2 separate regions of the Homo sapiens genome follow, and region 2 is linked to region 1. The links are chromatin loops, found by intact Hi-C in ENCODE. Cell type or tissue: PC-3. All regions are shown on one strand.

Evidence for each region. Hi-C counts contacts between places; a loop is a spot of excess contacts. Peaks named below come from ENCODE experiments on the same cell type or tissue, not always from the same donor. Only the 100,000 strongest peaks of a DNase experiment are listed, where the experiment ranks them.
Region 2: it touches region 1 in a loop (3-fold over the local background); 4 of 110 quality-filtered maps call a loop at or near these places.

Annotation. Positions count from the first base shown.
Region 1 is chr2:99,877,828-99,882,827 of GRCh38, reverse strand. All of the region lies in intron 7 of AFF3 (ALF transcription elongation factor 3), which reads left to right. Among named protein-coding and RNA genes, the nearest start is that of AFF3, 260 kb to the left of the region's middle. In PC-3, no CTCF peak of the experiment used is centred here; DNase peaks (open chromatin) are centred at 697 and 2,447; H3K4me3 peaks cover 1,040 bases; H3K27ac peaks cover 1,399 bases.
Region 2 is chr2:99,816,404-99,821,403 of GRCh38, reverse strand. The region is part of intron 8 of AFF3 (ALF transcription elongation factor 3); the gene reads left to right. Among named protein-coding and RNA genes, the nearest start is that of AFF3, 320 kb to the left of the region's middle. In PC-3, CTCF peaks have their summits at 125 (motif pointing right), 1,473 (motif pointing left) and 2,359 (motif pointing left); a DNase peak (open chromatin) is centred at 2,373.

The DNA of each region.
Region 1 (5,000 bases):
AATTGCTAGGGCCATGCCTTGGGCCCAGACTACAGTTTCTTTATGTGGGCAACTGTCATGACGACAGCCTTGAGCCTTGCATTGAGTTCAGTTCTGTCACATTAAAAAGAAAATTCTCCATTAAAAATAACTGAGTAAGTAAACTGGAACAGGATGGCCAGTGGATTATGCAGGCTTTACCATGAGCTCCTGTCTGTCATGATATGCTCTTTCATCAGCCAGACCTTCCAAGAGAGATGCCCCTTCTCTAGAGGTGAGCCTGCATTGGGCACTGCTGTGAGGGATGAGTGCTTCCCAAATGCAGCAGTCCTCATGAACCAGGCAGACTGAGGATGTGCTTCAGCCAGGGCTGCAGCCGGTCTGTAGCCACTGCAGGACCCCCCAGGCTTCTGTGCAGTGCTGTCACTAGCTTCTTTCACAGCTGGATAGTTTCTACCCTCCCTCTGGGATATTTCTGCAACATTTGACCTCATAAAAATATAGTGTCTTTAGAATGCCTAGATTGGTTAACGATAATTTATTCGGCAGAGTGGGGCTTTTGAAACCCCCTTGTGCAGATTAATGGCTGTTCCCTGGACATCAGGCAAACCTCAACAGTGCAGTTACTTGTGTCTTCATTTTATATATGTTCACCCACAGAGAGCTGGGAGCTGAGCTCTCTCACATAAGCAGGAACAGCCAAAGAATGCGAAGAATGATTTATGGGTTGCAGTGAGAGAGGGTGGGGAGAGTGAGGGGGAGAGAGAGAGAGACAGAGAGAGAGAGAGAGAGACAGGCAAATGAGGACCAATCATGCCAAAATGAGACATGATTTGCTGCTATTTTCCTTTCCCAGCGTGTTTTTCCTGGGTGCCTCCCCAGCAGAGCTGTTCAGTCACTTCTGTTGTGTGTGCTCATGCATAAATTCAGGTCAAGTACAAAACCCTGATTTCTCTATTCATCATAGGAACGGGTAATGTTCTTATCAATACATAACAAGAAATTGCAACTAATTTGGCTCATGACCTTCTTCTTTTATCATTAATGGTTGAACTGGTGTTTGCTTAGCCATTAATGCATTCAGTTCAGTAAACTAAAGCTGTTTGAAATTTTCACTAATCCTTTTCCATTGAGGGTTTCCCTGGACCAAATCACTTCTGAATAAAACAAAAAAGTGAATGCGTGCACAGGTTTCTCAGATTTTCCGGATCAAACATCATTTACAGGGCATACCATTTTAAAATGCGATTTTTTTTTTCTTTTCAAATCACCAATCCCATAGTACTGGAGAATGAATGAACTGTTTACTGAAAATATGAATTGCATGAACTTACCCCATAAAGTGTTCAAGTACTGAGGGCTTTTTTTCAATGAAAAAATGAAACAATATATAGAATAAAAGTAGAAAAAATGGTTTAACACCTAGCTTTTTTTTTTTTTTTGAAAAGATGCTTTTCAAATGAATCCGTCTTTGCTATTTAATTTACATTTTGAGGGCTCATTAGGATGATGAATGATGAGGCAGGAGAATAAAATATACTTCCTGAACAAAAGACAATCTCTGTAGCCTAATAACATTTTATGCCAGCACTTACATTTGTCAGAAGTGGATGCTATTTATCCCTATGATTATTTAAAAATCATTTTTATTGTCCTTTGTGCTGTGTCCTCTTCTGGGAATTTTAATTCAGAGTTTGACACCTACTTATTAACTTCCATGAAGTATAGAGTACAAAGGCCTATACTCTATAAAGAATTCTAAATAGCCGTGTTTATATTGCCTGCAGCTGTACACAAATTAGCTCAGTTTGGATTTGTTTCTATCAGAAATAGAAAGCCTGTTGGAATAGCGGGTAGCCTCTGCTTCCTCCGTGAAGTAAGTGCTCTCTGCTGTCTGCCCCCATCTGAACCAAGTGGGACTTGCGGGGTAGACAGAAGGGGAATTTTCCTAATTATGATACAGCCCTTATGCATAAGTACATTACTTCCATTTCCTTTGCCTCCTCCAACTGCTCGTCCCAAACAGCACTCCGTCATCTGTCGCCACATACAGATGCCCGTTCTTTCCTCTCTGATCTCCTTGCCCAGCCTACACTCCAACTCCCACACCCTCACTATTATTCCAGATTGCTTCTTCCTGAGCCATCTGTCTCCCTGGCTGTGGATTTTCCCAGCTACTCAGTGGGCTAGATTTTTTTCCAGGGTGGGTAGCACCTTTTGGAAATTGAGTGGGAGTTCTGGATGCCAGATGACATGCAGGCCAGGGGTCCTAGTGTGAGGGATTCTCCACGCTATGGCATAGCCCATAGCGCCAGCCCACGCTGCCCATCCCATGGCCGCCTGTCAAGCCTTGATTTCCACCCACCACCTCAGAATGCCAAAGAACTTTACTTGTGATTCATCCTAGAGGTTTTATAAAAGGTCAGGTGTCTGTTTGGTCTTTCCCGAGGGGAAAAACAGCTCTGCCGCTGAATCAGAGGCCTCAGGGTGAGCCATATCCTGGGGAGATGCCACAGCCAGCCCCAGAACACAGTTGGGCTCTCCAGGGGCGCGTGACACAAAACCAGGCAGTGCGTGTCTTGCTTCATTAGCTTTAATAACATGTACAAATGTTTCGTTGTCATTTCACTCCCGTTCCAGGCTCATGCCTGCTTGCTTCAGGTGATATTATGGTTTTTAGCAGGCTGGAAATAAAACAACCACCCACAAGAATTCAAAGATGAATCCTTGGAAAGTAAAATCTTTACTCCTATTTTAAATCTGTCTTACCAAACGATCCTTGCTGCTAATACTTCAAATCGATATTCTACAGGGAATCCAGCTTTGACTTATTGGTCTGGCTTCATTAGCAATTAAATGAACACGTAACCATCTGACCACCTTTATTGTTATTTTAGATAATATTAAAAAGTGATGCTCTGTTTGGTTTTTAACTGTTTTTATATTTTAATGAAAGTTACAGTGATAGCTGATACTCATACCTGTTAAAAGAGTTTGTAGCTACTTTATCTGTTCCCATGGACATTAATAGTAATCAAAAAGGACATAAAATACTCAAGAAAGTGGTGGACATTAAGACTAGGGTTTCTGTATTTAGGTCGCAGAGCACAGATATGGTCCTTGGGCACGTTGGCAAGATGTGATGGTTTGTGAACTTGGCCACGTGTGAAATGATGACTAATTTATTTTGCTGCCTTTGGCAAAATACACAAGAGTATAAGGACCATTCTTTTATACCCTGTTGACTTGGAGCAAACTATCCAAAAGCTCCAAATCATCTTGACAGAGAAACTCTTTTCATTCTCCTACCCACGAGGTGATAGAGAAATTCTACAAAGGTTGCTTGCTGTACCTCAAGGAAATAGAAGAAATACTGATACACACGCTGTAGTTTTTAATGTAGTGCTTCATTAATATTATTAATATTGTTGTTATACACGTTTATGGAGCTACTAGGAAGTTGATGAGCACAGCCCAGAAGATACAAACATGGTCCCTGTTCACAGTCAGAATTTAAATAAGCTGGAAGATGGATGTGATACTATGGATGGTATAAACATAGAAGTTCAGGGAAAGGAAATGATTTCAAGAAAGGAATTCCATGAATCTGCAGAACTCATTATGAACTGTGTAGGGACGTCACTGACTTTTTTCAAAAGCATAAATAATAGGTATCTTTGTTAAAGAATACAATCTGGAAAACAGTTTTAGAACTGCGTGCTTTATGTTTCCTTCACCGTGATCAGCTCCGGAATTTTTTTCAACCCTATGAGTTATCACTTCAGTGCTTCTTACCCGCAGATTCCTGGGCTGCCCATGAGTATAGACTTGATGCACATAAAAAAATTCTGACATCTTCTCTCTGAAGTTACCTAATTTTGTGGCCTTAGGGTTATCTAGTTGTTTTTTTTCTAACTTCTGTCTAGTTTCATTTAGATATTTGAAAGACAGTCCATGGACTTAAGGAATCCAAAGTGAATCCAAAGGGCTATTGTTTAAATCTCTGTGAAGTTTATTGGCCAGAATGCTCTAAAACAGAAAGTCTAAACCAGGTTTTGTTGGCAGGCATTGGGAATCCCCTAGCCAACCCTCCTTTTACTTTTACTTGGGAGACTTCATTATTTCCAAATCAAGAGTTTGGTGATAGTTTTCTTAGGGAATTGATGGAAATGTCTTACCTCTTCTTACATTTACATTTACCATTTACTATGTTTTTATTTTATGAATTCAGTAGATGCATACCCCCAGAGAGCATGAGACTTGGAAGAAATACAAGTCAGTGCCTCCTGGCAGAAACCTGAAATTTTTTTCCCTTAATTTTTATTAAAATCTACTTGTTATAAAGTAACATATTAAAGGGAGAAATCATGAGACTTTGAGTTAATTTGGAAGGCTCTGGGTGTTTAAAAATCCATCATGAACTCTTAGTGTGTCCCAATAAGTACATGATTACAGGTTGAAAATTTTCCCTGACCCTAAAGTACAAAAAAGTCTGATTAAGTCTAATCAGGCAGGGAAGAGCGTTCCATTGCAAGAACTGTTTCTCCCCAAAGTTGTAATTTAGCCACTTAACATTCAACCAAAAGAATTCTGTTCCAAGGTCAAATTGACCTGCCTGGATTTTTCTTCACAACTCAAAGCTCACGGATGACCTAGAGAATATTGCCATCGAGGTTAGGCAACCTTCCTCTTTCCGCTTCTTGTTTTCTCCTACTGCTTACCACAAATTTGCATTTTATTGGATGTCTATTTTTTTTCAACATAGGACTTAACTGTTAGGTGTTTCTGCAACATTTAATGATTACTAATCAAGGTAAGCTGACTGATAGTATCATGTCTGTGGAACTGGGGAGCAGTGTTGAGGGTGTGATGTAATAATAGAGTGATTTGATTTGATGTGTTCATCCAACATGCATTTTTTTAGTGCCTTCAGTACTTCTTACTACTCTCTCTCCAGCACCTAGAATAGCATCTGGCCCACAGTGGGACTTAGTAATACTTATTGCATGAATGAATAGTGC
Region 2 (5,000 bases), 61 kb after region 1:
CAGTATACCCAGGGAAGCCAAAACATTGGATACCCCTGGACTATACTATAATTTTTATTGTTATTTTAGAGCATATTCCTTCTGCTTATATATTAAAAAGTTACCTGTAAAACAGCCTCAGGCAGATCCTTCCAGAGGTGTTCCAGAAGATGGCATTGTTGTCCTAGGAGATGACAACTTCATGCATATAATTGCCCTTGAAGACCTTCCAGTGGGAAAAGATGTAGGGGAGGCCAGATGTAGTGGCTCAAGCCTGTGATTGCAGCACTTTGGGAGGCCAAGACGGGCAGATCACTTGACATCAGGAGCTGGAGACCAGCCTGGCCAACATGAGGAAACGCCGTCTGTACTAAAAATACAAAAATCAGACAGGCATGGTGGCGTGCACCTGTAATCCCAGCTACTCAGGAGGCTGAGGCAGGAGAATTGCTTGAACCTGGGAGGCAGAGGTTGCAGTGAGCCAAGATTGCGCCACTGGACTCCAGTCTGGGGGACGGAGTGAGACTCTATCCAAAAAAAAAAAAAAAAAAAAAGATGTGGAGGAGAAGACAGTGATATTGATGATCCTGGCCCTGTGTGGGCCTAGGCTAATATGTATGTTTGTGACTTAATTTTGACAAAAAAGTTTTAAAAGTAAGAAAAAAATTTAAAAACCTTAAAAATAGGAAAAAGGTCACAGAAGAGGATATAGACTTTTTTGTACAATGTGTTGTACAATGTGTTTGTGTTTTAAGTGTTATTACAAAAGAGTCAAAAAGTTAAGAAACTTTAAAAGTTCATAAAGTAAAAATGGTGCAGCAAGCTAAGGTTAACTTATTATTGAAGAAAGAAAAATATTTTTATTAATTTAGTGTAGCTTAAGTGCATAGTGTTTATAAAGTCTACAGTAGTGTACGGTAATGTCCTAGGCCTTCACATTTCACTCAGCACTCACTCACTGACTCACCCAGAGCACCTTCCAGTTTTTCAAACTCCATTCATGGAAAAAGCCCTATACAGATGGACCATTTTCAACCTTTTATGCTGTATTTTTACTGCACCTTTTCTATGTTTCGGTATGTTCAGATACACAACATACTTACCCGTGTGTTGCAGGGGTGTTACAGTTGCCTACAGTATTGAGTACAGTAACATGCTGCACAGTTTTGTAGGCTATGAGCAATAGGCCATACCATATAGGCTAGGTGTGTAGCAGGCTGTGCCACCCAGGTTTGTGTAAGTGCACTCTATGATGCTTGCACAACGACGAATTCACCCAACAACGCATTTCTCAGAATGAATCCCTGTTGTCAAGCGATGCATGACTGTGCCTTTGATAGTTCCTTACAAATTGATCTTGAGTGTGTATTCATGTGTAACCTAGTTACTGAATAATGCATCTCGAAATGTTGGATTCTTTTTGCATCCGCCTGTGCTGTGCTGCCTTCCATGGAGCTCTATGATGACTGGCACCTCCTGGTGGAGGCATCCTTCCCACATTACCCCCAGTAAGAGCAACAACAGGCAAGGCTGTCCTCTTCCCCAGGAGGGGGAAGGTAAAGATGGAGAGTCAGGAGAAACCAAGAGTTTCCCAGTGGCAGAAGCTCCGGCTCCCCTGACCACACAGTGTGGGTTTTCACCAGAGCTTGAGCCTTAGCATCAGCCACTCCTGCGTTCAACAACAGCTTTGGTGCTTAGTGGCTGGGTGATGCTGACCCAATATAGATGTCAGTAGAGTGTACATTTTGCAAGGAAAAAAGCTACTGTTCTCATTTATTATTTCATATGCTTGTTACATCTATTGCTGGATAAATTTGTGAATACGCACATCTTAGTGAATCAACATATCTAATAAAATGTTTTCATTCATCAAATGTGGTTGTGGAGGTAAACCAATTTTGTAAATCTGAGATTGAAGGAAACACTTTATTTTGGGACTAATGACTGTTAGCTGCTATTATTCTTGTTAAAATAACTGAATATTTCCAGATTCATTAGCGACGAGCTTTACTTAAAGGAAATCTCAACCTATAAAATCCATTTGTAGAATATTTGTGAGATTGTATTTAACGCTAAGAAACAATTGCTTTGCTAAAAGATTCTTGGCTATAGGAAAGAATTAATCTAGCATTAATAGCAGACTTCCCTGAAGAATCTAGATATTTGTTTACAGTTTTCTTTACAACTTAGCTTTAATTTGAAAACCAAAAGTGTTGGAAATAACTTTGGATTTAATTGAAAAGCAATAAAATATACAGACAAAGCTTCCTTGGAATAAAAATGAAAGCCAGTGGGACGTCATAAATCATTCTACAAAAATATACTTTTTGTTCAACTGTTTTTAGGTGCATACGCCAGGTAAATTGGCTGCAGACATAATAAATGCATACTACACCCCCTGGTGGAACATTCATTTGATAGGTAGTTGATAGCTTTTTATCTCTTTAAATACAATGTGCTTATTTAAATGTCTTTGCCTTCTTAGTTGATTGTCAGTTTATGTTCATTTATGTCAACTTATACCTGTAAGTTGTGTTTATAAGTATGTATATATGGCTATACTAAGTATGCCCAATGATGAATTAGATTACCCAGGCAAAGTAATTTTTATAATACATGTTCTAGTATACTATATTTCTAAAGATTTATTTTGAGAATTCACAAAGAATTTAAAATCATGTAGATCATGTATACCTGCTAACTTCTAGCAGTATTTTCACATAGAAATAAACTTGGTAGATTGCTTGAACCAGCTATCTCATTTATTGACAAATGACTAAACCCTCCTACTGAAATGTAAGTGCTTTCTATATAAAGATTTATCCAACTAGGAGAGCAATGTGAAACTCAGAAATTTGCTTGGACTTGAAAGGACTGTGAATTAAAATAGTGGGAGTTGCCAAAGAGATAGGCTCAGAAAATCTCCAGACTTTACATAGACGTTTAAACAAAGACACAGGAGGGGAAATTGATTGACATTCATTTACCATGGATGAAGGATTGTCGGTTTCAACGTTGTATTTTTCATTGATGTACAGTTTTAATTTGATTAGAATGAGATTCCCTACATTTCTGTCGGGAAATGATTTTGTAGCACCCACCTAATAGTCTCAATAAGTACTTTAATGATTTGAGTATCTCTTATCTGAAATGCTTGGGAGTGTAAGTGTTTTAGATTTTGGATTTTGGAATATTTGCATTATACCAGTTGAACATCCCAAATCTAAAATCCTAAATGCTACAATAAACATTTCCTTTGAGCATCATGTTGGTGCTCAAAAACTTTCAGATTTTGGAGTATTTCAGATTTTGGATTTTGAAATTTGGAATTTGGTATGCTCAACCTGTATTGGGTATATTACTTTTAAATTATATTCAGTCCCTTGAGTTATTGCTATAAAAAGCCAGTTATTTCCAGGGTCCAGAAACGAGTCAGAGATGGAATTCTGCATATGTCTTCATAAGAAGGCAAAGGCATCTAAAATTATAAACTTTGTTTTTTTACTTCTGATAAGAAGTCACTTCTGAGTGAATTTAGAGTTTATAATGACACTGTGATTACTTGAAAATGAAGGATTGGTCATGCATATTCAATGTAGTAAATACAGTAATAAGTTTTCTAACTCATTTTCTTCTCCGACAATGGAAGCTGCAACATGTGCTTGACCCAGGCTAGTTGTTTAGCTCAGAGATTAAAGATTGCACACAACTTGGTAAAGTGCTGATAAAACAGCAACAGGCTGGGCACCGTGGCATGCACCTGTAGTCCCAGCTACTCGGGAGGCTTAGGTGGAAAGATTGCTTGAACCTAGGAGTTCAAAGCCAGCCTGAGCAACATAGTAAGACTCCATCTCTAAAAACAAAACAAAATAAAAACTCAGCAATATTTCAACTCAGAGCTAAAGGCAGTAATCTGGAAGGAGCAGTAATCCCCCTCTTAGAACAGGAAAAAAAGCCAAAGAAACAGAAAACTCCTTTGGGAGATCTGAAATAGCATGGAAAACAACAGTCTGAAATATGAAGAGAGATAGACGTGTCAGGAAGAAGCAGGACTTGGACATTTGCTTACATGGGGAACACCACACAAGACCGTATGAGCCAGTAAGAAGATCTGGCTAGAAACTTTAAACAAATTGCTAAAGGCTGAACATGGGCTCGCAGGAGAGGGTGGCAGACCCGGGGAGGTTTGTACTTTGTTGTAGGCGTCTCCTCTGCCAGGTGCCCCAAGGGAAGACCTGGGAGAATCTCGAGAAGCCTTTCCTGTGGTCTTGACCGAGGAAGTTGAACAGCAGCCACTGCAGAACCTCTAGCTGAACCCATGTCCTTCATCTCTCCTACTGACTAGAACATTAATCTTCAGGAAGGATACAGAACTGCAGCCTGAGGGCACTGGTGGATCCCTCTAGAGAAGGGGAAGAAGAATGGCAACCACTAGCAATATTCAACTCAGAATCATATTCCCTGTCATTCCTAAGAAACAAATGCCCTAATCTACAGGAGGAAGGGCAACCAAAATGTATCCTGAGGTTCCTGGTGGAAACTCACTGTACCCAGAGGAGGAGAAAAGAAGAACACAAAAAACTCTACCCATGGGGAAGGGGCAGGAATGTGTGCTACCTAACATTACGGTATATCTGGAGAAAGCTCAGGAACACTTGTGAAGGACACACCACCAAGACTCTTGTTCAGAGTGCCTACCTGAGGCTGAGGCTTAATCGGAACATCAGATACCATCTTCTCTCCTCCACTCTCCAACCACCACACTAACAAGCTTTGAGAAGAATAACAGTGGAATACAACTTGGAGAACCATGCAAAGGGAGACCCAAAGCCAAGGAGGGACACTCATAGCCAAGCAGATAGCAGTCTTCACAAACAACTAGACTCCTGACCACATTAACAGAAACCTCCACACTGAAGAACTAACAGAGGAGGAAGGCATCCTCATCTCCAAGCATGCAATGTGCTTACCTGGAATCCACTGTCCTAGATGACATGTTTGGCTTTCAACAAAAAATTACA